Regions from separate parts of the Homo sapiens genome. Here region 2 is linked to region 1. Evidence: chromatin loops called from intact Hi-C (ENCODE). Cell type or tissue: B cell. All regions are shown on one strand. Links, peaks and the distances in the headings refer to the core of each region. The heading gives the core; the rest is flanking DNA.

What was found. Peaks named below come from ENCODE experiments on the same cell type or tissue, not always from the same donor. Only the 100,000 strongest peaks of a DNase experiment are listed, where the experiment ranks them.
Region 2: it touches region 1 in a loop (3-fold over the local background); 13 of 110 quality-filtered maps call a loop at or near these places.

The regions. Positions count from the first base shown.
Region 1 is chr7:87,498,275-87,514,084 of GRCh38, forward strand. ABCB1 (ATP binding cassette subfamily B member 1) reads right to left here. Exons shown (of 28, transcript NM_001348946.2): 26 at 11,001-11,207; 27 at 7,623-7,769; 28 at 4,743-6,175. The coding sequence ends at 5,969. Among named protein-coding and RNA genes, the nearest start is that of ABCB4, 30 kb to the left of the region's middle. In B cell, for the core only: CTCF peaks have their summits at 8,137 (motif pointing right) and 8,342; no DNase peak of the experiment used is centred there; H3K27ac peaks cover 1,297 bases.
Region 2 is chr7:87,792,275-87,808,084 of GRCh38, forward strand. RUNDC3B (RUN domain containing 3B) reads left to right here. Exons shown (of 11, transcript NM_001134405.2): 9 at 15,099-15,245. Among named protein-coding and RNA genes, the nearest start is that of SLC25A40, 76 kb to the right of the region's middle. In B cell, for the core only: a CTCF peak has its summit at 5,738 (motif pointing right); a DNase peak (open chromatin) is centred at 5,737.

The DNA.
Region 1 (15,810 bases), core at 3,587-11,586:
GGGCTTTTCATAGAATAGTGACTGGATTCTGACAGTGCAGGATCATCACAGTTCAGGATCTGGTCCTTGGCTTAAAATACCCTGAAACCTATTTTGTCAAGCAGGGGTCTCAGAGGGAGACCCTGGAGATGGTGGGCACAGGACAGGAGCAGCAGAACCTTCACCAGGAGGATCCCCCCTGGTCCTGTGACCCATGCGTCCAGCTCGGGGCCCTCAGGTGGGGGCTGCAAAGAAGCTGGTTGTCCCTTGAAAGCTGGAGCAAGTGAGCAGGTACACTTGGACCTGAGGCTGTGGTTTTTCCCCAGGCTGAAGTGGATCTTGAGGTGGCAAGGAATGGAACAGCCTGGCGCCCTGGGAGAGTGGAGGGTGACTTTGAACTGGGCATCAGCAGATGTATGCCCAGCAGCCACTTGCTTTTCCATTACATGTGAATCAGCAGGGCCAAGTTCACCCTTGGAAAGAAGTTGTAAAAATCGGTTGATGCCTTTGAAGGCCTTTGTTTTGGAGGCTTCTTTGAAGGGTCTTGCATCCAGTTCTGACCTTGGAGCAAGTGTTAAGTGGCCTCGAGGAATGTCACTGAGGCTCCTTTTGGAACAGATTCAGGAAGAAAACGCTGTCTTGAAAAGTGCTCTCTTCTCTTTGTGCAGGGGAGATTCAATAAATATCTCTGTTGTATAACATTCCTTGTATTATGTAACTCTTAAAACTTTTACAAATGACTTTCATATACATCATCTGATTGTTCAGACTTAAAGGGTGTCAGACATCTGCTGTTGATGGCTGTGCTTTTTGAACAAGGGTAGTGAAGTAAAAACTCCCTCCCTTCCTGCCCACCCCCTGTTATGTCTCTTCCTCCATGTCTTACCCCTCCCCCTCCTCCCATCGCTAGGCTTGTTCTTTACTTCTTCTTTCTGGGAGGTGAGGTGAGAAGGGGGCTCCTACATAGCATCCTGTGTACCTGTCACCCAACTTTCTTCCATGATGACATGTAGTGACTGTAGTTCAAAATCAAATCCAGAACACTGAAATTGGTACAATACTGTTACTGTACTACTACAACTTTCATATATATATATTTTCTTTTCTAAAATTAAGAGCACACAATTTGCATAAGTCTTTTCTCTTTTATTCTGTATAGTGGGTAAGGCTCAGTCCTCAGGTGTTACTGTAATGATGGGCTTCCCTATTTTTCATGTACAATTACATGGCTTTAGATAGGAATCTTCTTTATATATTTTATATTAACAAAAGCCTTTTTAGATATTAATTTGTGATAAAATGAAACTGACCCAGAAAAAGTACACACTTTTTCACACACACAAAAAAAATTGGCAAAAGAACAGACACTTATTGAGCCTCTGCTATATGCCAAGGACTTTGCCAAACACCGGAACACAGTGACGCAAAGACAGTCCTCTCTCAAAGGGTTCACACATCAGAGCATGAGCCTTAAGCTGAGATATAAGAAAAACGCATTTCTAAAAAAGACCTCTTATTGAGACCTGGGGACAAATGGCTGCATTATGTGTCAGGAAAGAGACTGAAGCACATTTTGTCCCAACATCAGGAGTTGATTCTGGTGAACCAAACAGAAGAACCACCATTGTTAAAGTTGGGTATAACTGGATAATCTGGGGTGGAACTAAGAAAATAAAGAAGCCTGGGCTAGAAAAGGATTGAACTCAAACAAGTCGCACATGCTGGGATCCATCTGTGTTTTGCCTATATCTTGAGGGCCACACCTCAAACATCTATTACTTTGATATCATCTTCAAGCCATACAAACAAATCCTCCTCCTTCTAAAGAGTTCCTCATCTCCCTCACTGTCACAGTATTTCCCAGCTGGCCTCTATTCTCCCTCCCTCTCTTACTAGGCTGTGAGTGTTTCTCATAGCTACCTGTTCTCTGCTTTTACCAGCCCAACTCAGAGCCACATTACCCTCGTCGCTTGCATGTTTTCTCTTAAATAAAAGCATCTTATTTAGCTTCATTGATTTGAGGCATGTATTAGTTTCCTGAGACTACTGTGACAAATTACCACAAGCATGGTGGGTTAAAACAACAGAAGATTCTCCTCTCCTAGTTCTGGAAGCCAGAAATCCAAAATCCAGCAGGACTACAATTCCTTCATGGACTCCAGGGGATAATCCATTTTTTTGTCTCTTCCAGCTTTTGGTGGCTGCTGGCATTTCTTGACATGTGGCTGCATCACTCCGATTTCTGCTCCCATGATCACATCACCTCCTCTTCTTCTGTGTCAAACCTTCTTGTGCCTCACTTTTATAAGGACACTGGACCTTGGATTTAGGGCCCACCAGAATAATCCAGGATGATCTCCTCAAGATCTTTATATCTGTAAAGACCTTTTCTACAAGTAAAGTCACATTCATAGTTTTTGAGGATTAGGATCGGAGATGCCTTTTTGGAGGCCACCATTCAACTCACTGCAGGGCTTTTCCTGTCCAATCCCTCTGAGTGGGTATCAGTATTTTCACCACATTATGCTCCTATTCAGAGTCATCAATGGTTTTTCATTTTCTCTCTCTTCAAATCTGAATTACTCTGCCTGGCATTCTAGGCTTACCACAATTTGGCCCCACCTAAATTTGGTACCCCACCAACATCCCATAATTTACTTCACCAGACATTTAGTAGTGTCTACTATGCCTAAGACACTGTTTCTAGGCTTTTGGGGACACCAAGATAAATACAGTGTCACCCAGCCTTCACAGAGCGTGTGGCCCTGCTGAGGAGACAAATTTACACAGCTGACTATGAAACACAACACAACAAACAACACAGTCCCTTCCCACCAGGCAGCCTCTGCACTATGCACACTCCCGCTACTCTGCTGCATTCATCCATTCTCACACTGCTATGAAGACCAACACTTGGTCATTTATAAAGAAAAGAGGTTTAATTGACTCACAATTCCACAGGCTGTACAGCAGGCGTGGGTGGGGAGGCCTCAGGAAGCTTATAATCATGGCAGAAGGGTGAAGGGGAAGCAAGAACATCTTCCCATGGTGGCAGGAGAGAGAGAGAGGGAAGCAGGAAGTGCTACACACTTTTAAACAATCAGATCTTGCGAGAACTCACTCACTATCATGAGAACTTGCTGTTCTGCTGCCACAATCCAATCGCCTCCCACCATGTCCATTCCCCAACGCTGGGGATTACAATTCAACATGAGATTTGGGTGGAGGCACAAGAGCCAAACCATATCACATGCTTTTAACTATTATCCATGATGTGTGACACAGTTTGGTACTTAATCACATAGTCCTACAGCTTCACTACTGTAATCACCTTTTGTGTCACTCAAGAAAATGTTTCTTAAACATAAGAACTTCTGCTTCTCTTACTTTTTACCAGAGTTATTATAGGAGTGTTACAAATAATGGTGTACATGTCTTTGTGTGAGACTTTGCTTGTACTAAAATCATTTGTTGCATCTGAGATCACTGGTTGAATGTGGTAATTGACCCTGTGAGGTAAATTTGGAGAAAATAAATGGTGTGAAAAAGAGCACCCCCTCTCTGACAGCCTTTAATGCTAAAGGGGCAGCAATATACTCAAGCAGAAAAAGCTGGAGGCCCTGGGAGGGGCTCCACCTCCATGCAACTCCAGCCAGGGCAAAACAGTGAATAGGGAAACATGGTTCAGAGAGAGCCAGCGAGTGTCACCAACTACAGCAACTAGACTGTGCAAACGACAGTAAAAAATACTTTTATTTTTCTTTTTATAGACATCTAAGAATTTTTATCCCAGCTACTCAGGGGGCTGAGGCAGGAGAATCGCTTGAACCCAGAGGTGGAGGTTGCAGTGAGCTGAGATCACCACTGCACTCTAGTCTAGCCTGGTCAACAGAGCAAGACTCCGCTTCAGAAAAAAAAAAAAAAAGAAAGTGTCCTTACAGCAGACATACAAAGAGTTGAGGGAAAAATCTTTAAGAAGTCAAACCAAGTGACATGGTTTTATGCTTCTATTCACATAAATTTATCGAAATTTCCTAAACTAAGCACACTTTTTAAAGCCTTAAAATTTTAAAACAAAAGCTGAAAACTTAGGAGATAAAATTGTTTCTAATTCTGGTTTATTTTGGATTGTCTCTCAGAAGTTTAAATATATATATAGTATATATAATTATATATATTATATATATTATATATATAATATATATTATATATATAATTATATATAATTTTATATTATATAATTATATATATTATATATATAATTATATATATAAAATTATATATAATTATATATATATAAAATTATATATAATTATATATATATAAAATTATATATAATTATATATAGACTGTATCTATAGTTACAGATACATAAATATAGATAGATAACTATAGATACATAAATATAGATTTATATTATATATATAATATTTAAAAAGCCACCATATTGTTCAAGCCATTTGGCAACCATTTTTTCTTTATACAAATTATATTTTGTAATATTCTTCAACATAATTTTCTAATGATTATATGGTATTCCATTTTGTGAATGCACCAAAACTTAATGTATAATTTCTTACTGTTAAATATTTAGATCTTTCCAATTTTCAATATTATAAGTAATGCTACTAAAAGTATCCTTTTACATATCTCTTAAATCCTTATAATTACAATTGCTGTCTTGAAGGATATACATTTACATTTTTTACTTACATTATCAAATAACAAAGAAGTTTATATCAATGACCAATTCAACTAATAAGGAATGTCACATTAGATTTTTTTATTCATCATTAAATTACAAGGCAAAAAAATGATATTTTGTTTTAATTTGCATTTATTTGATTGTTGAAACTGTATACATTTTTCTCATGCATTTCTTCTTTGAGAATTACCTGATTATATCCTTTCCTATTTTTTTTTCCTGGAGGTGATGGCTTCTTTTTTTTATTTTTAGAAGTTGCTTATTTAAGATAGCAATTGTTTATAGTAAATATAGTTTATAATGTTAATAATGCTTTTTGGCTAATTTAAAAAAATTTGTCGTCCAGAGTCCCAACCTTTGGAATATATTTTTTTCTTTTTTTATCATGTTTGTATCAAGATGTAGTTAAACTCATGGCACATTTTAAACATCTGTAAGTCAGAAGGATCACTTTTGGAAGAGGCCAATTACTGGCAAAAGTGATTCATTATCAAGACAAAAAGTAAATGTACTTTGGAAGTGTAAAAATCTTAAAAAATCCTTAAAGAACCCTTTATAAAAGCAATGCAAAGTATTTACTATACATCTGAATAATATGCACTTCATAATTGTGCCTCACCCCACCTCCTAAAATCTTATATCGATCTGTGTTTTGGGTTTGAGAGCCACCTTAATGTGGAAATGCAAGAATCAGCAGGATCAAGTCCAAGAAGAATGAAGCCAGATGGTTCTGTAAGACCCAATGTGAATAGACATATACAACAGGAATTATTTAAACTGCTTAACCATTCCCACAAAAATGAGTAGGTATATTTAAAGAAAACTTTTTTAAAGCAGAAGTTATCTACAATATTCCAATTGAGAGAAGATATATTCACAGGCAGTTTGGACAAGATGACTCCAGTCACATGAAAGTTTAGTTTTATTATAGACACTTTATGCAAACATTTCAATACTTTTTGCTACTTCTATAATCTTTTAGCAAGGCAGTCAGTTACAGTCCAAATGGGAAAATATAAACAAAATTACACATTTTATCTTTTAAAATCTACTTTAATTCTGTTATAAAATTTATAATGCAGTTTAAACTATGATTTCTCTCCACTTGATGATGTCTCTCACTCTGTTCCTTTAATTACGAAGTCTCTGAAGACTCTGAACTTGACTGAGGAAATGTTAAACAGATACCTCTTCATAATTCTGTAAGTGTTTGCTTTTAACTTTGAATAAATGTCATATCTAAACAAATATTAAAAAGTATTTAACATCTCATACAGTCAGAGTTCACTGGCGCTTTGTTCCAGCCTGGACACTGACCATTGAAAAATAGATGCCTTTCTGTGCCAGCAGCTGCTGATGCGTGCCATGCTCCTTGACTCTGCCATTCTGAAACACCACTATTAAGTCTGCATTCTGGATGGTGGACAGGCGGTGAGCAATCACAATGCAGGTGCGGCCTTCTCTGGCTTTGTCCAGGGCTTCTTGGACAACCTATTCCATAATCACATAGATTAATTCTCATAATAGTTCTTTTCCCTAATTCCTCTTCCATAAAAAGCTCCACAGTAGGACGGGCATGGTGGCTCACGCCTGTAATCCCAGCACTTTGGGAGGCCAAGGCGGGCAGATCACAAGGTCAGATTGAGACCATCCTGGCTAACACGGTGAAACCCCATCTCTATCAAAAATACAAAAAATTAGCTGGGCTTGGTGGTGGGTGCCTGTAGTCCCAGCTAGTCGGGAGGCTGAGGCAGGAGAATGGTGTGAACCCGGGAGGCAGAGCTTGCAGGGAGCCAAGATTGCGCCACTGCACTCCAGCCTGGGCGACAGAGCGAGACTCCATCTCAAAGAAAAAAAAAAAAAAAAGCTCCACAACAATACAACAATAGATCCTTCTTAACAAGGTGTCAGTGAAATAGAACAGGTTTTTGAAAACAAAGGATTTGTCATATCAGATGACTGAACCCTAATTTGGGTTAGTTCCGAGGCAGCAGTTATCTATCCCTAACTTTTTTTTTTTATTTGAAACAGGGCCTCACTCTGTCACCAGGGTGGAGTGTAGTGGTACAATCATGGCTTACTGCAGCCTCAACCTCCTGGGCTCAAGCGATTCTTCCACCTCAGCCTTCTGAGTAGCTGGGACTACAAGTTCCCACCACCATGCCTAGCTAATTATTTTATTTTTTGTAGAGACAATGTCTCTCTGTGTTACCCAGGCTGGTCTCAAAAATCCTGGGCTCAAGTGATCCTCCCACCTCAGCCTTCCAAAGTGTTGGGGTTACAGGTGTGAGCCACGGCAGTAGGTGCCGGCCAGCAGTCATCTACTCTTAAAGTTAAGGCAGTAAATACAGTTCACTGACTCATTTAAAAACATTTACTAATGTGTTTACCTTAGTTTCAAGGATGTTACAACATCCTTGAAAACAGACCTCAAATCCAGCTCACAGTAAATTCAAGAAGCCTGAGCAAAGGCCAAATACAGACTCCCGAATTTTTTTATTGTAGAGAATACCTCATACTGAGTTCGTCTTTCAGATAATCTGAATTTTTAACGTTTTCTCTGACTAGAAATGATTGCTAATATTTATCTTAAAAGGTACAGCCAGATTTTAACACTGTCTTACACTACCACTTTTCCTTATGGTTGCTGAAGAGATGCTGCCAGTAGAAGTAGGAAATATGGTTCCTGAAAGCAGCTTCTTAGGTCAACGCAAACTGATCTAGTGATGGTTTGTGAAGCATATGTGCTCTAAGACTAATCTGCCTTGTGTCATCTTTACTCTCCTGAATAACAGCTACAGAAAGTGTTTACATTTTACTGAAAGGTGATGTAAGTAACTGTCAATAATCTGGCTGCATTTTGTTCTTTACTATGGAGAATACAGCATTTTTAAGGATGACTGATTCAAGTATGGATGAACCCAATTTAAATTCTTACCTTTTCACTTTCTGTATCCAGAGCTGACGTGGCTTCATCCAAAAGCAAAATATGAGGCTGTCTAACAAGGGCACGAGCTATGGCAATGCGTTGTTTCTGGCCACCAGAGAGCTGAGTTCCTTTGTCTCCTACTTTAGTGCTATATTTCTGTAAATAAGGTTTTGTTGTTATGAAAGTAGAACTGAAAGTAAAGTTCTAACAGCTTGCTTATAGAAAGTAGGATAGACGATTCTATATACTCCAAAAATTTAGGTTCAGAAGCTAAGAATGGTTCATGAATAATTAAGGAAAGAACAGTAAAAAAGCCCAAAATGGCAGGTTTACTATCTATTTGAAAATAAATGTTTGGGCCTTAAGATGATATGTTTTAGTGTAAACAGGTCAGCATTTTAATGAAGAAGAATATTGTTGCAATGTTAGTATCTTCCATCTTCTGATTTCATTATATTTGGGACAAAGATTGGCAGGAGAAAGGAAATTTGATTTGAACAAAGTATTCATAATAAAATAATTGAAGCTCATCTTACTTGTAACCAGCAGGTGACACTCTCTGCATGATTTTAAATTGAGGAAAGACATTCTTGGGATATCAGCCTTTTAGTGTCTGTTTTTATGAAAGTATCTCCAACACTTAAACAATTTTAATGGATGCTATCAAAATGGATTCCATTTTGATATCTAACTTTGAAAATGAACATCTCCTTTTTAAACATTTTTGTTGTTAGAGTGCTCCCAAAATTCTTCCCGTGTTGTTTCCCACAATGGATAATTGTCACCAACTATTCACTATGATGATAGGGACAGCAGTTAAAGGTTACTCAGGAGAGAGCAGAAACAGGATGTGACTGCACTTGTAACCTAGAAAACAATACTATCTTATTATTTCCAGGCTGAAATTTTAGTACAGGGTTGCCTATTTTTATTTGCTATATCTGGCAACCCTAGTTTTGTGGCACTCAGCCCTGGGTTTCCCCCTGTAAATAGAGGGAGAAGACGCCAGATGAGGTTTTGGCAGATGCTTGGGACTGGCTCTACCCCAGAGCTGTGGCTGTCTCAGAAGGCAGGAGCACTGAAGTGTATCTCATGTGAGTGGAGGGTTTACTAGTTGCACTCTTGATATAGTACTGATCCTGTTGAGGCAGATAAAGGCAGTGCGGCAGTCTTACAAGGAGGTAGCTAAACCAGCCACCTACAGGGTGAGGTAAATCCTAGTATTAATCACTTAGGAGAAGTGGATCCTTAGGTAATAGGACTTAGGGGTTTTACCTTTTCTCTCCTGGTCTAGACACTGAGGAAGAGAATTATGGTGTCTACAGGTGTGTTCTGTGTGACAGATTAGAGACCAGGATTTGTCCTGTGGTAGACAAATGCCAGAGAGGCAAAGTATATTTAAAAAGATAGATAATAGTTACTCTCTGTGTTTGTGTTTTATTAACCCCTAGCCCAGTGGTTCCCCAATTTGAGCCTGCAACAGTATTACCTGGGCTCTTAAAACGTGGATTGCTGGATCTGCAGTCCTAACAGGTTCCCAGGTGATGCTGATCCGTGTCTATACTTGAGAACCACTATCCTCTCATCAGTAAAGGGGATTGGAGCTTTCTGTTTTAAATGTTTGAGCCTGGAGAAGGGTCAATTATCTAGTTGGGCTAGACTGTGAAAGGAGAGTGGGAGACAAGGCCACCTCCCTGGGACTTAATGAGATTGGTGTCAGCAGTTATCCAAAGAAGAGCCTATGGAAGAAGGGAATCTTGGGAAAGAGAGCCACCTGGTGTTGCTTGCCTGCCTCGTGAGGAAACTGTCTTCCCCGCCGGGTTGAGGCTCCTGAGCTTTGTTTTAGGGGGCACTTCCTTAGAATAAAGAGCATAACTGGTGATAATGGGTGAGGTAGATTACCTAGGTTGAGAAGCACTTCAAAATATAGGACCTAACTTTTGCAGCAACATGGATGCAGCTGGAGGCCATTATCCCAAGCAAAGTAATGCAGGAACAGAAAGCCAAATACTGCATGTTCTCACTTATAAGTGGCAGCTAAACATCAGGTACTCATAGATGAAAAGTGGCAACAATAGAAACTGAGGACTATTAGTGTAGGGAGGGAAGGGGGGTAAGTGTTGAAAAACTACCTATTGGGTTCTGTGCTCAGTACCTAGGTGACAGGATCATTTGTACCCTGAAACCTCAGCATCATGCAATATACCCAGGTATAATAAACCTGTACATGTACCCCCTAAGTCTAAAATAAAGGTTGGAAAAAATCTAATTTTGGACTTTTAATACAGGTTGAGCATCCATAATCCAAAAAATTCAAAATCTGAAATTCTGAAACTTTTTGAGCACCAACATGATGCCACAAGTGGAAAATTTCACACATGATCTCATGTGACAGGTCACAGTCAAAACACAGTCAAAACTTTGTTTCATGCTCAAAGTTATTAAAAATTTGTATAAAATTGCCTTCTGGCTATGTGTATAAGGTATACATGAAATATAAGTGAATTATGTATATGCAAATATTCCAAAATCCAAAACACTTCTGGTCCCAAGTATTTTGGACAAGGAATAGTCAACTTGTATTCCAAAACAAAACAAAACACAAAAACTAATACACAGGACCTAAGAGGGCTTGAGAGAGGATGAGAGGTTCCATTTATCCAACTTCCTAGGAGGAATTCAGAGGACACCCATAGGACCACAGCCCAGGGAGCCCTAGAAAAGATTTCAACCATTCACTGTAAACAAAGTTTGGGGCCCATGAAATGTATGACGATGAGAGATTACATGATACCATGGTCACTTTAATGGTTCAACCCTTATTCAGAGAGAGCACTCTTTCTGGCATGGGTTCAGCCCTCTGGACTGGACTGACTCCACAGTGAGTTTTGAGGCTTGGGAGAGAGCTGCAAGGAGGAAGAAGGAAGAGAAATAGGGGAGAGACATGGGGAGAGACAGTCATGCCTACTTCCTCAGCAGGCCAGAAGCAGCATGTGCAGGTGGGGACCCAGACTCTGTACTTGGACTTAAAGTGAAAGGCTTTCCAGATATTGTACTTACCCCTAAGGCTGACAAAGGTGGAGCCTCAAGCCTATAGCTTTGGATCAAGACAATTGTTCCAGTTCTCCTATCCCAGAAATGTTCCTCTCTCCTAAACCTGAAGTGGTCGAACACTTTCATCCCTTCCTCACAAGGAGGGTCAGGTGATCAGGTAAAGGTAACAACTAACCCAAACAGGAAGTGTGGCCAGATGCTTGTATACAGGTAAGGGTGTGATTTGGTTGCTAATTTCTCTTCACTTCTGGGAGACCAGCCCCTTATAAATCAAACTATAGGCCAGAGAGGCTGCCACATGCTCCCAGGCTGTTTATTTGAAGAGAGACTTACATTAGGCAGTGACTCGATGAAGGCATGTATGTTGGCCTCCTTTGCTGCCCTCACAATCTCTTCCTGTGACACCACCCGGCTGTTGTCTCCATAGGCAATGTTCTCAGCAATGCTGCAGTCAAACAGGATGGGCTCCTGGGACACGATGCCCAGGTGTGCTCGGAGCCACTGAACATTCAGTCGCTTTATTTCTTTGCCATCAAGCAGCTGAAAACAAGAGTTCACAGATCAACTTCAGGACCAGCACACTTTGAATGTAGCACAATTAACATCATTATTTCTTACACTGAAACTGCCAAGTTACTGTGAGATTAAGGAAAAGTTTGTGTGATTAAAATTTGGATAGTGAAGGTTAACCCAACAAGGTCATAATTGTATGCCTTGAGGAACTGTCATGTTTCCTGTGTTTCAACCATGGTTTCTGATGTATGCATGTGGTAGGCAGAATAATGTTCCCTCTCCCACAAGACATCTGTGTCCTAATCCCTGGATCCTGTGAATGTGTTATGTTACATGGCAAAAAGAAACTAAAGTAGTAGATGTAAGGTTGCTAATCAGCTGACTGTAAAATAAGATTATCCTGAATTATCTTGGTGAAACTAATGTAATCATAAGGGCTCTTAACTGAAGAAGAAGGAGGGAGAAGAGTATCAGCAAATGCAGTGTGAGAAAGACTCAACCAGCCACTGCTGGTTTTGAAAATGGAGGAAGGGGCCACAAGCAAGAAAACAGATCATCCTTTGGAGCCTCTAGAAGGAACACAGCCCTCCTGACACTTGATATGAGCCCACTGAGACCTATTTTAGACTTCTGACCTCCAGAAGTGTAAAGTCATAAATTGGTGTTGTTTTAAGCCACTGAATTTGTGGCAAGTGGTTATAGCAGCCACACTAATACAACGCCTAATACTTCTGAGATGTATCCTGACAGCCTTATTCTTAAATCTCCATTTTTCAGAGAAACAGTGCCCAGGATTAGCATGGAAATAAATAACAACTATGACCACATAATAGCTTTGCAGGTCAGGAACTACAGGGGATGGATAGGTGAACAGGGGTAGGAAAGGGTGAATGGAGATCCTCAATACTGAGCCAGATGAGTAGGAACAGAGGGCTGCCCTTTCTCTATAATCTGGCTCCCTGGATTATCCTGCAGAAGACTGGGGAGGGCACCTTACAGCCTTGCTGATAACAAGCCCTACTCTGATGCAAATATGTCTATCAGATAGGTCTGCTTTGCAAGATAATTTTCTGGCATTCAAGTGAGAGAGCTGTTCATCCCTTCTGAAGAAGGCACCAGTGACTCAGCTTTGAGCTTTTCTAATAGTAGTGACTAGTGCGTGCTGAGCCATATACTCTCTGTATCCCATGTGCCTGGCTGGGTGGCTCAAGGGGACAGCTGCCTAGCAGTAGAGTACAATCTTTGCTACAGGAACATGGCTTCTGCTTGTGACACTGGCAGGTGCAGGGATGGAAGCTCTCCCATAACCTTATTAGTTCCAAGCTGAGTTGCCATGGAGACTATTCCACACATGTATGCTCCAGGCTTCCTTACAATGTTAATAAATGAAGGTGGAAAGTAGAGGGTGGAGAGAGACAGTGAAAGCCAAACAAGGATGTGGCTAAGCAGCAGATCTTGTTAGATAAAACACTGTACTTGAGAAGTGGAAATTTAAGGAAAGGAGGAGTTTGGTTTTTGCTTTTGTTTTTGTTGTAATTTTCCAGGTTTATACCCCTGGGAGGAAAACAGACACTGCCTAACTAATATAATCACAGGCAAATCTGAATGATCTCAGCAAGTTATAATGAGTTTCTTCATTACACTGAATACACTCTTGGGCCTCCTCGTCCCCGCATAATACCCTAGAATTGCAAACTATTTAAAACCTGTGTTGACTGAAGAATTCTTTCTTTAAGTAAAACAAGTTTAGATGCCTAGAATGTAAAACAGATCAAAGAAGCAGAGCTTCTTTGGCTGAGGAATGGTGTTGGTCTGAGGAAAGACCAAGGAACTCTGGGGAATCTATGAGAAGTGCTCAAAAAATCCTGGCCTAAATAAAAATATAACTAGGAAAGTAAACCTATTGGTAAGAAATAATGAAAGGCCAGATTAAAATGATTGGCTATCTCTATTGTAGACTGTTAAGTCTATTGCTTGCTTTCATTAGCGCAAAAATGTAAATGTTAAATGTGTATTCTTCTATGCATATTTACTGTGAAATAATAATTGATTTTTAAAAATCAAGCACTGACAACGTTGTAGGTTCTGTGATAAGCATGTCTCATACAGTCTCTTGTTTAACCTTCATAGCAACACTTATAAGGTCACTGTGATGTTAATTCCCATTTTACTGATAAGGAAATGAGCAAAGTTAAGTAACTTATACAAGGTCACACAATTAGTAATTGGGGGAAAACCAAGACTGGATCTAAACACTCTAGGTTGGGTTTTGGTAACACTAATACCTCACAACTGAAAGATATTTTGTGTCCCCCCTTGAAAGGGGAATGCCCCCATCTTGGCTCAGGCACTTCTTGGGTTATAACCAGACAATGACAAGCAGCTTCTAATTGTATCCCAAAGGGGGTTCTGACTGTTGTATATGGGAGAGACTGGAAAGGGGAGAAAGGAAAGGTAAGGGGAAGACTCAAAGCAGGGGTGATTTAACAGTGACACTGATGAAGGTTAAGCTTCAAGAGCCCTCAATTACATGTAAATTCTGGGAAGTCGAACAGTTTTCTGGGTGGGAGGGAGGCAAGGCTGTAGTCAGGAAGCTCTTCCCTGTAAGTATTGATGATAAATTACCTAAAAATGAAAAGGGACCAGAATCTTTAAGCTTCCAGTATTTGGTTATGATTTTTTTTTCATTTGAAGTAAATATCCACCTTTGTATCTAATTTTGCATTAAAAAAAAAATTTTTTTTTTTTACTTTAAGTTGAATCCCTACAATTGTATAACCTTCAGGTCCCTCAAAACTTGGAGGATCCTCCCATCTTCACAATTTCATAGCTTAATTATTCAAGACTCTCCACAATTTAACCTAAATCTTTCTTCAAATTTACCAGTTCAGTGGCTCTCGAATGATGGTTGGCATCAGAATCACCTCGGAATATTATAAAAATAAAAGGCCAAACCCTAGCCTACTTGAATAATCCAGGCCGGCTGTGTTTTTTACTAGCTCTTGAGGCCATTCTAATATTCACCGAAGCTTTAGAACCACCATTTCAGGTCAATGTTTTTCAACATGGGATTCAAGGTCCACTGATGGTCACGAGAATTTCCTGACTTCAGGGGGTCCTTAGGGTCCAATCCTTTCTTTAATTCTTATGCTCAAATCCACAGACTCATTTTTACATGGCAATAAAAACTAATTAGTAGTAATCCACTGAGTTATTCAGGGCTACTCATTGATGTCCATAAACAAAACTTTGTACATTTACTAGAGTTTATTGTGGACACTTTCTGCTGAGAAGTCTGGCTGCAGTGCACCATCTGGCAGTATTTCCAAGCCCTAGTGCAAATGCACAGGAGAAGATAATGGATATTCCTGCAATAAATGAGGACACTTTGTTTTCAGTGCATTATCAATAATGTCTTGGGATGCTTACTGTCCTATGCACTCAGCATTCATTTTCATATACTTCTGTGTCTGACCTTTTATACATCAAGGGACTAGAAGGCTAAAAACTATTTCCCAGTTTCCCTTGGTTCTGGAAGTAAGTCAGGGTCTACGAGGGAGATGCACAGTGTAAAATCTGGGAGGTAGACACCAGCTCTCCTTCAGCAGCTGTGGTAAGCTAACGGCTTAACTCATCTTTGGCAGACAAGAATTTCTGCAACAGCCAGATTCTAGTCTCGTGTCTTTAAATTTGGAACAGCTGTGATATCGGCATAATTTTCTGCAGCTTCTTGGTTACAGAATCACAGCTGCAGTGCTGTGATTTGGAAGTCTGGGAGCAAATAGCCTCCTTTCACTCTTCCAGCCCTTCCAAAGATTTTGTAAGCATGTAATTCCCTTTATTAAATACTTATCTACTTGAAATACCTAGGGCAGTTTCTGTTTCCTACTCTGAACTGTAACTGATGCTGTCCATGTTTTATTATGTTCTGCTTGTGTTTATATACTTGCAGAATAATCATTAATTATTCCTTATTGTATCATTATTGTGCTGTATTGTATTGTTGTTTTCAACTCCAACATTTTGTTATCACCAAGTGTTTTTCCCACTGGAAAGTGACTATGAGTACATTAGTGGATGGTGACATCTTTAAATCTTTCCTACATGAGTTCTCATCAGAGAAGTTTGAGAACCACTACTCAAACTAAACTCCCATTTCAGCCAAAGTGTCCTATTTGCTGCATTGGGAACAAATCACTGATCGCAGCTTGTATTTTCTCTTACATTGAATGTCATCCCTACTGTTCACCCATATGCAAATCCTTATCTCTTAAGAACTAGCTCTAGGCCTATCTCCTTTAACTCACAAAACTATATGCCCCATCTCCTCAGTTAAAGTATTTGAGGGCAGATATCATGCCCTACAATTCATTATAGCACAATCTTTAACACACCACTTAATAACTGTCTGTTGAGGGCCATAATCAGTGTCTGAGAGCTAACATTTCCTCCTCTAATTGCTTTGGCTGTCAGCGACGTCTTTATTTAGAGTCCTGTTTTTAAGTTCACCACAAAATTGAAGGACACAATCAGAGTTCACAGAAAATATAAAGCAAGAGAGTAAAAGTAGGGAACAAGCTTGTAATGATTTAAGAGTAAACTGAATAAAGGCATAACTGTCTTTGAATAC
Region 2 (15,810 bases), core at 2,477-10,476, 290 kb after region 1:
AACACCCCACCTTCAGCATTGGACAGATCTTTCAGATACAAAATCAACAAAGAAACATTGGATGTAATCTGCACTATAGACCAAATGGATCTCATAGATATTTACAGAACATTTCATCCAATGGCTAGAGAATACATGTTCTTTTCCTTAGCACATGGATGATTCTCAAGGATACACCCTATGTTAAGTCACAAAACAAGTCTTAAAACATTCAAAAAAATTGAAATAATATCAAGCATCTTCTCTAACCACAATGGAATATAACTAGAAATCAATAATGAGAAATTTTTGCAAACTGTACAAACACATGGAAATTGATATACTCCTGAATGACCAGTGGGTCAGGAAGTAATTAAGAAGGAAATGAAAAAGTTTATTGAAACAAATGTTAATGGAAGCAGAACATATCAAAACCTATGGGATACACTGAAAGCAGTCCTACGAGGGAACTTCATACCTATAAGTTCCTATATCAAAAAAGAAGAAAAACTTCAAATAAATAACCTAATGATGCATCTTAAAGAACTAGAAAGGCAAAAGCAAGCCAAAATTGATGGAAGAAAAGAAATAATAAAGTGCAGAATAAATGAAATTGAAATGAAATGAAAACTATACAAAAGACTGATGAAAGAAAAAGTTGTTTTGAAAAGATAAACAAAATGGACAAACCCTTGCCGGACTAATGAAGAAAAAAGGGAGAAGACCCAAATAAATAAAATCAGAGATTAAAAAGAGAAGACATTACAACTGATTCTGCAGAAATTCAAAGGATCATTAGTGGCTACTATTAACAACTCTACGTCAATAAATTGGAAAATCTAGAGGAAATGGATAAATTCCTAGTCACTTACAACCTACCATTATTGAACCATGAAGAAATCCAAAACCTGAACAGATCAATAACTAGTAATGAGATTTAAACCATAATAAAAAGCATCATAGTAAGGAAAACCCAAGGACCCAATGGCTTCACTGCTAAATTCCACCAAACATTTAAAGAAGAAGTAATACCAATCCTACTCAACTAAAAATATAGAGGAGGAATGAATACTTCCAAATTCATTCTGTGATACCAGAACCAGACAAAGATATATCAAAAAAAGAAAACTACAGGCCAATGTCTCTGAAGAACATTGATGCAGAAATCCTCAAAAGTATACTAGCAAACCAAATTCAACAATACACTAAAAATATCATTCATCATGACCAAGTGGGATTTATCTCAGGGATATAAGGATGGTTCAACATATGCAAAGCAATCAGTGTGATACATCATATCAACAGAATGAAGGATTAAAAACCATATGATCATTTCAATCATTGCTGAAAAAGCATTTGATAACATTCAACATTCCTTCATGATTTAAAAAAACACTCAAAAAACTGAGTTTTTTTTGAGAAGGAACATACCTCAAAATAATAAAAGCTATATACAACATATCCACAGCTAGTATACTGAATGGGGAAAAAGTGAAAACCTTTCCTGTAAGATCTGGAGCACACATGAATATTTACTTCCACTGCTGTCATTCAGTAATAGTACTGGAAGTCCTAGCTAGAGCAATCAGAGAAGGGAAAGAAACAAAGGTCATCCAAGTTGGAAAGAAAAAGGTCCAATTATCCTTGTTTGCAGATGATATGATCTTATATTTGGAAAAACTAAAGACTCCACCAAAAAACTATTAAAACTGATAAACAAATTCAGTAAAGTTGCAGGATACAAAATCAACATACAAAAATTAGGAGCATTTCTATATGCCAACAATGAATTATCTAAAAATGAAATAAAGAAATGTAATCCCATTTACAATAGCCATAAATTAAATACCTAGGAATTACTCAAGGAAGTGAAAGTTCTCTACAATAAAAACTGTAAAACAGGCCAGACGCAGTGGCTCACGCCTGTAATCCCAGCACTTTGGGAGGCCGAGGTGGGCGGATCACAAGGTCAAGAGATCAAGATCATCCTGGCCAACATGGTAAAACCCCATCTCTACTAAAAATACAAAAATTAGCTGGGTGTGGTGGCACATGCCTGTAGTCCTAGCTATTCAGGAGGCTGAAGCAGGAGAATTGCTTGAACCCAGGAGGCGGAGGTTTCAGTGAGCTGAGATCATGCCACTGCACTCCAGCCTGATGACAGAGCCAGACTCTGTCTAAAAAACAAAACAGAACAAAAAAACCTGTAAAACACTAATGAAAGAAATTGAAGAGGACACCAAAAAATAGAAAGATATTCCATGTTCATGGATTAGGATAATCAATATTATTAAAATGTCCATTGTACCCAAAGAAATCTACAGATTCAATGCAATTCCTGTCAAAATACCAATGAGAGTCTTTATAGAAACAAAAAAAAAAAAAACCTAACATTTTTATGGAACCACAAAAAACCCAGAATAGCTAAAGCTATCTTGAACAAAAAGAACACTGAAAGAATCACATTACCTGACCAGATTATACTACAGAGCTATCATAACCAAAAAAGCATGGTATTGACATTAAAAAAGTGTAGACCAGTGGAATATAATAGACAACCAAGAAACAAATCCACATACCTACAGTGATCTATTTTTGACAAAGTTGCCAAATAAATACACTGGGGAAAAAGACAGTGTTTTCTATAAATAAACCAGATATCCGTATACTGAAGAATGAAACTAGACCTGTATCTCTCACCATATACAAAAATCAAATCAAAATCAGTCAAAGACTTAAATAACTAAGACCTCAAACTATGAAGCTACTACAGGAAAACTTTGAAGACACTTTCTAGGACATTGGTCTGGGCAAAAACTTCTTGAATAATAGTGTCCCACAAGCATAGGCAACCAAAGCAAAAATGGACAAATGAGATCACATCAAGTTAAAAAGCCTCTGCATAGCAAAGAAAACAATCAACAAAGTAAAGACACAACCCCACATAGTGGGAGAAAATATTTGCAAACTATCCATCTGACAAAGGATTAATAATCAGAATATAAGGAATTCAAACAACTCAATAGGAAAAAAATCAAATTATCTGATTAAAAAGTGGGCAAAAGATTTGAATTGATATTTCTCAAAAGAAGACAAACAAATGGCAAACAGGCATATGAAAAGGTGCTCAACATCACTGATCATCAGAGAAATGCAGATCAAAATTACAATGAGATATCATCTCACCCCAGTTAAAATGGCTTCTATCCAAAAGATAGGCAATAACAAATGCTGGCAAAGATGTGGAGTAAACTAAACCCTTGTACACTGTTGGTGGGAATGTAAATTAGTACAACCACTATGAAGAACAGTTTGGAGGTTCCTCAAGAAATTAAAAATAATGGCTGGGCATGGTGGCTCAAGCCTGTAATCCCAACACTTTAGGAGTCCAAGGCAAGTGGATCACCTGAGGTCAGGAGTTTGAGACCAGCCTGGCCAACACGGGGAAACCCCGTCTCTACTAAAAATACAAAAAAAAAAAAAAAAATAGCCAGGCATGGTGGCGGACGCCTGTAGTCCCAGCTACTCGGGAGGCTGAGGTAGGGAGAATTGCTTGAACTTGGGAGGTAGAGGTTGCAGTGAGCCAAGATCATGCCACTGCACTCCAGCCTGAGCGTCAAGAGTGAGACTTTGTCTACAAAACACTAAATAAATAAAAATAAATAATGTTACCCCATATGATCCAGCAATCCCACCCCTTGGTATATACCCAAAAGAAAGGCAATCAGTATATTGAAGAAATATCTACACTCCCAAGTTTTTGCATCATAATTTACAATAGCCAAGATTTGGAAGCAACCTAAGTGCCCATACACAGATGAATGGATAAAGAAAATGTGGTACTTATACATAATGGAGTACTATTCAGCCATAAAGAAGAATGAGATCCTGTTATTTGCAACAACTTGGGTGGAATTGGAGGTCACTGTGTTAAGTGAAATAAGCCAGGAAGAGAAAGAAAAATATTCCATGTTATCACATATTTTTGGTATATAAAAATCAAAACAATTGAACTAATGGACATAGGGAGTAGGAAGATGTTTATCAGAGCCTGGGAAGAGTAGTGAGGGGGGTTGGGGATGGAAGTAGGGATGGTTAATGGGTACAATAAAAATAATTAGAATGAATAAGACCTAGTATTTGATAGTACAACAGATTATAGTCAATAATAATCTTATTTTATATTTAAAAATAACTAAAAGTAAAATCGGATTGCTGGTAACATAAAGGATAAAAGTTTAAGGGGATGGCCCTACTCTTCATGATGTGATTATTACACAATGTGTGCTTGTATCAAAATGTCTCATGTACGACATAAAAACATAACATCTACTCTGTACCAACAAAAACTTTAAAAAGAAAGAAATTCTGGAGGCCAGAAGGCAGTGGGCAAATTTTTCAATGTGCTAAAAGAAAAAAACTGTCAACCATGTTTCATATAGCCAGCAAAACTGCCCTTCAAAAATAAGAGAGACGTTAAGGTGTTCCCGGATAAATATAAGCTGAAGACATTCATTACTACTAGACCTGCCTTGCAAGAGGGAGTCCTGCAAGGTAAAATTAAAGAACACCAGACAGTAATTTAAAGCTGTATGAAGAAATAAATGTATCAGTAAGGATATACCATGGATAATTATAAAATCTTGTAGTATTGTGACAATGGTTCGTAACTCAACTTTTGTTTTCTCTTAAGAGACTAATACATTTAATGAAAACAATTATTAGTCTAAAAGCTAATTTGGTTTGTAACCACATTTTGTTTTCTACATAATTTATGGGACTAATGTGTTTAAAAGTAATATTAGTTTATGTTTGGGGGCACAAAGTGTATAAAGATGTAATTTTGTGACAGTAACGGAAAAGTTTGGGGACATAGCTGTAAAGGAGCAGAGTTTAAAGAATATAAAATATGAATAACTTTATATATAGACTGCATCATAAAATAATATCCTGAATAGATTTGGTTAAATAAGTACATTATTAAAATTTCTGTTTCTCTTTAATGTGGGTACTAGAAAATTAAACTTTTAAAGTCGTTTCTGATGGGTTTCTGGGTGTTTCTGATGGGCAGTCAGGGCTGAGAACTGCTGCTCTATGGGGCTGGGTTAAATTTAAGTTTAAATTTTTTTAGCAGGAGTATTTTATAGATGATGCTGTGGACTTCACATTGTATCATATTTGAAGCACACTGGTTGTCCCACTTTTAGTGATTATAAGATCAGGCAGTGGATTCAGGTGGTGGCAGCCTAGTTTCTCCTATGGAAAAGTTCCTGTCAGCCTTTCACTTAATGGCTTAATTGGGTGAGCATTGCCTAAAGCAGTTGATTAATTAGGGTTTGTAATGGGTGATTTCCCAGCTGTTAGTCATTTCATACTTATTGTCTGGAATTAACTATAAAGAAGAACTTTCCCTCGTCAGTTAGGGTTTTTTGGTGGTTGCCCTGAAATTCAGTTCTTATGGAATATTGTTAAGTTTTAGAGTAAGACACTGATGTCCTACCTCTTTTTAATAGTTTCTAATGACATGATGATTTTTGTTTCTTATTTTTCCTCCTTTTATTATTTTGAACTCGTTACAGTTAGAATTCTTTTGCGATGCGAATTAACTTACATAAGATTTATAAATAAAGGGATGATGTCAATGTAGCAAGGAAATCCCTTGATTCATAGGTTAATGTGTCTCAACAAGTGACAGCAGCTGAATCAAAATACACGAATACAGTCAAATACTACAAGCCACCAACAGATGGCATTCTCTCATTGTACATTATCACCTTGCATTCCACTGGTTTCATTTAACTAAGAGTTGGAGGTGCTTGCTCTCTATTTACTCCATCTTTGTGCATTTTTCCCTTGCCTTCATGGCAAGCCTCAACCCCAGCATCCTCAACCCTTCCTTACTCTTCTGTCAAAGGCTTTCAGTTTGTTGTTGTTAAAATCCAGATTTATTGCAATATTTCTTTTCTATATAGGAATTTAACAAACCTTTTAAATTGAGTTTGTAATTTTATTAGGATTGTTATTGTTTTCCTCTGTGTTCTAGTTAGAAAGATGATTAGGTTTTGAATTGTCATCTTCTGATCCTGACCTCCCCATAGGTCACCCATTTTCTGTATGATATTACAAAACACTTCTTGTTTGTTTTGTTTGTTCCTGCATTATAGTAGAAATGTTTTTATTGTGCTTCTATCACTTACATTTCTTTTTATTTTTGATGCTCAAATTGCCCCATTTTTGTCTAACTGAGGCTCCTTCATGTTGAATCTTGTGTCCTTCTAATATGAACCATTTGTTTTTGATAACTCTTACTTTCTAGCACAAGATATCTCAAGCTCATCTTGTATATTTAGTGCCCCACACCTGCATCATTCACTCCTCTAAGGAGCCAGGGTTTATTTTACATTTTAAAATGGGGCAAATAATGAGTCACTTGATTTTTTTTAAGTTCTAAATTACTCATTAATGTCTCTTTCTTCTTAAAGGATAGTGTCAAGTTCTAAAGTGCAGCCAGGGTTGAAAACCATTGCCACTTTCAGAGACTTGTTTAGATTTAGGTTTAACTTTTTGGGCAAGAATATTTCATTGGTAAATAGGTAAATAGCATAATTTTTGGACATCTGTCTCCTTTTAAGGTTGCTTCTTTCAGTATGTTTTCTTTAAAGGGAAATAATTGTAAAGTTATATAAAGTAAATCTTTATCCCATGACTATGTCTAAAGTTAAAAAAGAAAATAACACGAATGAAGAACATTGTAATATTAATTATGAAGAAGTTAGGATATTCACAAGCCATATACATGTTTTCCAATTCCAGGAAGCTTTAAATGAATAAAGAAGAAGAAATTCTCATTACTCCTCTTGGTATTAAATTGCTTTTGTAACTTCTCTGATATTGTTTTATTAACAGATATTTATTGAGAAAGTATGGTGAGTCAGGCCCAGTTCTAGGCGCTGGTGATTCAAGAATGAATTAAACATATAGTTCCTACCCTTATAGAGTTTATGTTGAGTAGAGGGCAAGGACCAACAATAAACAGATAGCATCTGTCAGATACCTCTTCCAAAGTAGTAAAGAGAAGCTGGAGGTAGGCAGTTCTGTTTTCCTGCTTTTCCTAAGGGAGTCAGGGGTTAGAGTATATGTAACACCTTTATCTTTGGTGACTTTCCCTTTCTTTGACCTTCAGTAATTGCTACCTAGGTATTCTTTCCATTAACATAAAATTCTATATTACTATAGTTATTTTCATGAAGATTGATAGCCTATGATTTTCTCAGTGTGCCGTGTCACAAATAGTACTGGAGCACATTTAAGTACTCACAACCAATACTGGAGTACATCTTAAGAATTACACAAGGCCAGGCGCGGTGGTTCATGCCTGTAATCGCAGCACTTTGGGAGGCTGAGGTGGGTGGATCACGAGGTCAAGAGATCAAGACCATCCTGGCCAACATGTTGAAAGCCCGTCTCTACTAAAAGTACAAAAATTAGCTGGGCATGGTGGCGTGTGCCTGTAGTCCCAGCTACTCAGGAGGCTGAGGCAAGAGATCACTTGAACCTGGAAGGCGGAGGTTGCAGTGAGCCAAGATCGTGCCACTGCACTCCAGCCTGGGTGACAGAGCGAGACTCCGTCTCAAAAAAAAAAAAAAAAAAAAAGAATCACTCAAATCAGACAGTAAGTGGTAAGTGGAAAATTACAACAATTTGCTATATTGCTGATGCTAGTAATTTTTCTAGCATCAGAATTGCTCACTCACACTTTCAAAACTTTCCTCATAGCCCAAGGGCTTTAAATATATTATCTTATCAAAATTAAAAATTACTTCAAGTCATGGACCTTTGGAGTTGCATTGGAATATTTGGAACCACAGATGTTACATCCTTAGATTTCAGGGGTTAGATCCTTATAAATGTCCAACAGCTGAAAGTATAACCACATCATGAGCATTGGCACAGCATCTGGGGTGAGGAAGAAGCAAAGTAGAGGGGAGAGGATAACCTTCAAGCCTGGAGCCACAAGAAAAAGAATCAAATAAATGAACAAGAGAATAACTTTGAATTGGCGAAGTATTACTATCAAAGTCTAGAATATGGATTTCTAGATCTTTTAGAAGACCTCGTACCACATTTTCTTTGTTCACTCACTACTGATGGGCACTTATGTTTATTCCATAACTTGGCTGTTGTGAATAGTGCTACAGTGGACATAATTGTGCAGAATCTCTTCAACATACTGATTTCAAATCATTCAGGTACCCAGAAGTGGGATGGCTGGATCATATGGTAATTCTATTTTCAGTTTTTTGAGGAACCACCATGCAGTTTTCCATAATGAATGTACTAATTTACATTCCCACCAACAGTGTAGAAACATCCTCATTTCTCCACTCATCTTTTCTTTTCTTTTTTTTTTTTTTTTGAGACAGGGCCTCTGTCATCCAGGCTGGAGTGCAGTGGCACAATCACAGCTCACTGCAGCCTTGACCTCCAGGCTTAAGTGATCCTACCACCTCAGCCTTTCAAGTAGCTAGGACTACAAGCATGTACCACCTTGCTCAGCTAATTTTTAAAACTTTTTTGTATAGATAGGTTCTCACTGTGTTGTCCAGGCTGGTCTTGAACTTCTGGGCTCAAGTGATCCTCCCAAAGTTCTGAGATTACAGGTGTGAGCCACTGTACCCAGCCAAAATTCATTTATGTTTTATGTACACCTTATACACATAAGTCTGAAGATAATTTATACAATATTTTTTATAATTTTGTGCATGATACAAAATTTTGAGTGTGTTTTAATTGCAACACTTCACATGAGGTCAGGTGTGGAATTTTTCACTGTGGTGTCACTTTGCTTCTGAGAAAGTTGTGGATTCTGGAGCATTTTGGATTTTCAAATTAGGAATGCTCAAGTTGTATATACATTATAGAGGTAGCACAGTAATGATGATCCAGGGAAACCATCACTAAGAAGTTGATATTTGAGCAGGGTTTTTCAGGAGTTCCCCACGTGACCAAGGAATAGAAAGAAAGAAAGGGTATTCTGGGTACAGAGAATAGCACATACAGAAACATGGATGCAAAACATCATGTGAGGAAGACCAGTGAGGTAAAATTTTAAGTCAAGTACTATTTGAAGCAAATCGTTTTTCTGGGAAAACTGAAATAACTTTTATTGGGACTGTTCCATTTTTTACCTGGGATGAGCCTCTATTTAAAAATTAATATTCCGATTGGGCGTGGTGGCTCACAACTGTAATCTCAACACTTTGGGTGGCTGAGGTGGGTGGATCACTTGAGACCAGAAGTTTGAGACCAGCCTGGCCAACATGGTGAAACCCTGTCTCTAGTAAAAATACAAAAAGAAAAAAAAAATTAGCTGGGCGTTGTGGCACATACCTGTAGTCCCAGCTACTTGGGAGGCTGAGGCAGGAGAATTGCTTGAACCCAGGAGGCGGAGGTTGCACTGAACTGAGATTGTGCCACTGCACTCCTGGGCGAAAGAGCAAGACTGTTTCAAAAAAAATTAATATTTCTGTAAAACACCCTTCATTATTAGAGGAGAGAGGTAAATATACCCTTCTTGATGGCTCAAAGTCATGTGATAAATCTTCACAAATTGAATTTTAGCAAATTACATAATGAACAAGTGAGATATAGAAAGCTGTTTTTGAAAGAGACAGTAAATAACTGCATTTTTGCTGAATTTTTTTCAAAAACAATGAGAAAATAATTTCCTCCTGAAACGATATAAAGCGTCCATAGTGAAAAGTCCTTGGTGTTTATAATTAATCCAGAGTCTTATTGTATTGCATTATATTGTATTGCATTGTATTGCTCTGTACTTAGTCAAGATAAACTAATAGACCGGCTGCAGTGGCTCACACCTGTAATCCCAGCACTTTGGGAGGCCAAGGTTGGCGGATCACTTGAGCCCAGGAGTTTGAGACCAGCCTAGACAACAGGGCAAAACCTGGGTCTCTATAAAAGATGCAAAACTTAGCTGGTCATGGTGGTTGCATGCTTGTAGTCCCAGCTACTGGGAGGCTGAGAGGTGGAAGGATCACTTGAGACTCAGAGATTGAGGCTGCAACGAGCCATGATTGTGCTACTGCACTCCAGCCTGGGCGACAGAGCAACCCTGTCTCAAAAAAAATAAAAGATAAATTAAAAATAATCATATGAGTCTTATGAGGGAGGGAAAGTGGGTAAATGGACACAAAAAAAATTAGAAAGAATAAGACCTAGTGTTTGCTAGCACAACAGAGTGACTATAGTCAAAAGTAATTTAATTATACATTTAAAAATAACCAAAAGAGTATTATCAGATTGTTTGTAACACAAAGGTTAAATGCTTGAGGTGATGGATTCCCCATTTACCCTGGTATGATTATTACATGCCTCTGTCAAAATATCTCATGTAACTCATAAATATACACACCTATTATGTACCCACAAAAATTAAAAATACAAATTAAGGCAAGGCATAGTGGCTCACGCCTGTAATCCCAGCACTTTAGGAGGCCTAGGTAGGCGCTCCACCTGAGCCCAGGAGTTTGAGACCAGCCTGGGCAACATAGGGAGACCCCGCCTCAGCAAAGAGTGATGGTGCACACCTGTGGTCCCAGCTATTGGGAGATGGAGGTGGGAGGATCACTTGACCCTGGGAATTTGAGTTTGCAGAGAGCCATGATCGTATCACTGCACTTCACCCTGGGTGACAGATTGAGACCCTACTCAAAATAAATAATGAATAAAATAAAATAAAAATGTTTAAAAAACATAAGAAAAATTATAAATCTAAAAAGAATAAAGCATCAGTGGCAAAATACATATTTATACATAGTTATGAATTATATATTTAGAAGATATAGGAACTTTTCAGGGGTTAGCTAGGTTCCACAGAATAAATTGTATTTATTGACTTTTTCTGTCATTCCCAGAAGGACTTGCTTAAGATGTGGAACTATTTTTCCTTTGAAAAATAAAACAGCTCTTTGAACCTTAACTGAAAACTATAGTTTTGTTTCTAACAATTTTGCAGGAGAGCTAGACTCCATTTTTCAGTTGAGAAGTTTTGGGTTTATAAATCCACAGTATTTTGAATTTACATATATCCATCAAATACACATTCAGGTCAAAAAATTGAGGATATATTTATAGATCACATGAAATAGCCAATTGATAAACTGACACATACGTCAACATAATTACATATAAGAAACAAAATTTTACTTTCAAATGACAGATTTTTATCTGCAGAGTAAAAGATCTTTATGCAAAAGCAAGATAGAGGAGATTCCTCAAGGATCTAGAAGCCTATTAGAAGCGGTAGAGTATAATAAGGAAGGAGAATTTAAATTGTACTTTCTATACTCCCTCTTCTATGAGGATGTTTCTCATGAAAACTACAACAATCACAAAGACTTTTAGATGATTGCTTCTTCACGTATTTTAAGTGTGTCCTCCACTGCCTACCTAATACATTTACTTGATATTCGTTGTGAATATATTTTTTTCGATTGTCATGAAAATGCTGTCCGTGAATATTTTGCAGATTTAATCTAAATTTTTAGTTTAAAACTTTACTTTTTGTTATGAGGTGGTATATGGGAAATCAGCAAGAATCCATATAAGGCCTCAAGCTGGAAAAGTTTTCATTTAGTGGTCATGTGAATTATATGTTGAGGAGATTCAGCAATATGTCCAATATTATGATAACCATTTACAGTGAATAAATATGAAACAAAGCTACCGTTCCCAAGTAGCTTATAATCAAAGTAGAAGATCCATAAAACATTAAAATATTTAAATAATTGATTATTAAACTGTATGAGACTCACCACAAAGCAATACAAGTTGTATCATTGTGAACAGAAGTAGTCTGAAGATCTTTTCGAATGAGGTAGAAAACCAAAAGAACCTTGGAAGATGGATGGAATTTGGATCTTTTGAATAATAATAGGGATATAGTTAATGCTGGGAGAGCAAACACAAGGAGATGATACTTTCAGTGTATAAGTAAACTTGAGTTTTAAATATTTTTCCCTAATAGAGTAGCCTTGCAACTTGCTGTCTCAGTAGCTGTATTTAAGCTTTACAAGTGTCAGAACCTGCCTCATAGTTAGGCTTGACTGGATTATATGTAGCTTAAAATCCATATAAAGAGATCCTTTCTTTAATGGTTTTGAGTCATTGCAGTAATAAAATTAAATTATGTTATTTTGAGAAGCCAAATTCCTAAATAATTCCTATTGAGAATCTAAAGAGAAATTATCTATCTAGAAATTTAGAGGTAGATACCACGGGGAAGTTCTGAAAATTAGCTGTGATAATTCTACTCTTGCTACTTTCATAATAAATTAAACAGTTTTCCTTCAGTGTACCTTCTATAGAATCATTGTCTTAATGAGGGAATGAGAAATTGACTTATAGATAAGTGATAAATAGAATCTATCACATATAAAATAATTCAGTTTTTAGATAGCAGACTAATTTCAGCATTGGTTAGCATTTTAATTAAAGTCAAATGTCACATATTTTAACCTTTATCACTGATTTAATACCATTAAATAATAGCAATTATTGAGTAACTTAAGTTGAAACCATTTTTAAGCTTGGCCAATTAAGAAAAATATCATTATTCTTCATATTAACATTAATTGGATTACCTTTGAGTAGGTTTTGATATTAACTGGGTATATTTCACTTGTTCTAGGGTAAGTGGTAGGATTCTTTGGTTGCAAACAACCACAATCAATTCTTGTGCACAAATAGAATTCATTATAAAGAGATCAGCAGCTCACAGAATGGATAGAAAGACTGGATAAATAGGCTTAGAAAGAAGGAGACTGAGCTACCCCAGAGGGCTGGAAGCAGGAACTGCAGTAATGTCTCTTTGCTGGTACATTCTGTTCAGGGACCCACCACTAAAGTGAATAAACTGCTCTGTTTATTTATTACTCTAAACAGACTCTAGTCAAGATTCAAAAATACAAGGATGAGGTTCTCAACTTAACTTAATTCACTTGCCTGTCCCATAGTGTACTTGAGTGATGAAAGAAAAGGCCTTACACAAGGATTCTCCAGGAACCTTTCCTCTTCATAGTGGCAGAGCAAGTGCCAGGATTTGTTGTCTCCACATTCCTCACAAAAGATGGGAAATAGATGCTGTGTGGGAGGAAAACTACACCTATTCCATTAGCTGAGATCTTTTATCTCCTGTTTCAGAGGACCAGGCAGCTGCTCATAGAAAACATCATTAGGATTTCTAAGGACAAAGGTCTAAAGACAGTACCTTAATTTGTCATTAGGCAAAAATCTCCGTGGACAATAGTTATATAAAAACTGTTGTGGAACTTCAGTTCTCTTTTCCATTTAATGAGGTATAAAACTTTTCACTTTCCAGAAAGAATATATTCTAAATTGGAGGTTGTTAATTACTATTATTAACTGTGTTCTACCAGTGCCATTTCCTCACAGATGCACCTTTGCTTTTCTCACATTCTGCCTGAATATTTCCTGTAAGCCAATTATGACATTGAAATTGAGTTTTCCAGTAATGTTCACTAGATTCCCTCAAGAAATGGAATATATGATAGAGAAAAACCTAAGAGAATCCAAAATAATGGTGGTTTATCATAATAGATTCTCTGGCCAATAATTCCTATTTTTGTTTTGCATGATTTTCCTGTCAGTCTTAAAATTTTCCCAGCCACTCTCTTTGTAAAGCTTTACTGTTTTCATTTTTGAAAAAATGTTTAAGTACTTTAAAAGTCCTTTTAAAAATTTCTTTTCCACTGAAATGAAATTGTGGCCACTAGGCTAAAATCATATCTTACTAGGATACATTCTCACTAACTTTGGCCTATTTTAGTATTCCATCCTGAGACAGAATCTAGTGTTTACATCAGATAATGTTTCCTTGTGGACATAGTGGAACAAGTATTTTTCAGTGCACACAGATACCCCATAAAATCAGAAATATCCATCTGTAGCCTGTTAGAGACATATGAAATATAGTTACTCCATTAGTATCATTGTAAACAGCCAGGGGTGGCATGCAGGCTGATTTTCTTTAGTGCAGTATTGTGCTGCCCTTACCTCACTGACTCACCTCTCTGTTACCCACAACAGGACTTTTATCTGTGGAAGTTAGTGGCAGGCACATATTACTTCTCTGCTTCTGAATTGATGGCTCAGAACATTGGCACACTAAAGCCATGGACTCCTGTTGGAGGATGCAGGTTACCTAAATGGTACTTTAAGGCCTTTTATAGGTAGAGTAAGACCTTTGCTTTTAAATTCTTTTTTAACCATCAACTTAAATGTTGAATTAATCCTGTGACAATGATCAGTTGGTTTTTGAAGTCTGAAATTTTGGCAGAAAGCAAATTCTTTTCTAAGTTGATATTAGGAAGTAACAGTTCTATAAAAATTAAAACCATGGATTGTTATAATGGCTTCATTCTGTAGTTAAAACATTTACAGTGTTTTATACTGCTCAGTGTAGTTGTCATTGATTTAATCATTTTCATGAAGATTTATCAGTAGTCACTTCCATCAAAAACAGTCATGGGATTCAAGCCAGCAACAGTGTGTTAAAAAGAAAAGAAAAAATAGTTATGAGAATCTCATGGATTTTTTTATTTTATATTTTTTTGCAGTCAGTTTTTTTTTCATTTTAATCACTTTTCCTTTACTTGAATTAAAATACTTTAATAGATTGTGTCTGAGTTTTGAAGCTAGGAAATCATACACATGGAATCTTTACTTATTAAATATTTTAATTGGCTTGATAACCTGTATCTTTAAGATATCACTTCCTTTTAATTAAGATATAAAATGCTACTTGGGTCTTTTAGTACTTTAGTAATAATGTGAAAAGATAGTAAGTCTAAATTTCACAAGTAGTGATTTGTTGTAACCAGCGGAAAAAAAATGAAGAACACATATTGCAGGAGAAAGAACAATCATTGTCCCAACCATCCTTGCTGTAGTTCTGTTCACAATCTATTAACAAACCAATTTTATAAGATAAATTTTGGGGGCCTAAATTGATACCATTAGGTTCCTCTGCCATTGTAGAACAGTGAAGACAAAAGCACTCACCATCTTAATATTCACAGGACTGTGCTAAAGAATAATGATTTAAGATCGAGACAAGAGTTAACTGCCCATCTCACCAACCAGTGGCCTTCTCCAGGAGCTCTGGATGTCAATGCTGTTGCCTTGGATACGTTGCTTTACCGAAAACACAATAAACAGTGGTATGAGTAAGTGTAATACTTTTTTTTCCAACTAATTAATAGTTAGTTGTACCAAAACATATGGCTATCTACTTTGGTTTCTCAGTTATTCTTTCTGAACTTATTATTATCTTAGAGCAAAGACAAGATTTCGGACTACTTTGGTAAGGTTAGATTATCTGAGAAATTCTTATGCCATATTGTACCAGCTGTCTACTTTTCCTTTAGTTGAATCTTCAGCCAGTCCTTCAGTTAAATATATGAGCTTGTGTTTAATGAGCCATCTATTTTTGAATTCTATCATTGGTGTGGTATTTGCCTTAGGACTAATTTTCCCACTTGTCATAAAACACAATTTGAAGGAATAGAAAGATATTTACTTGTTCCTGGTGGTTCTGAAGAATTCTATTCATTTTCAATAAATCTGATTTTTAGAAACCGTAGAAGATATAATCACTTCACCTATGGGCCACAAGATCTTTTTCTTATTTCTTTGTCCCGATGTTCAGGACTATTTCATTTAGTTACAGTATCCTAATGTTGAGAGAGCTGCAGAGTCTTAGGCTGTTTTCCTTTAGGTAATCTTCATCTT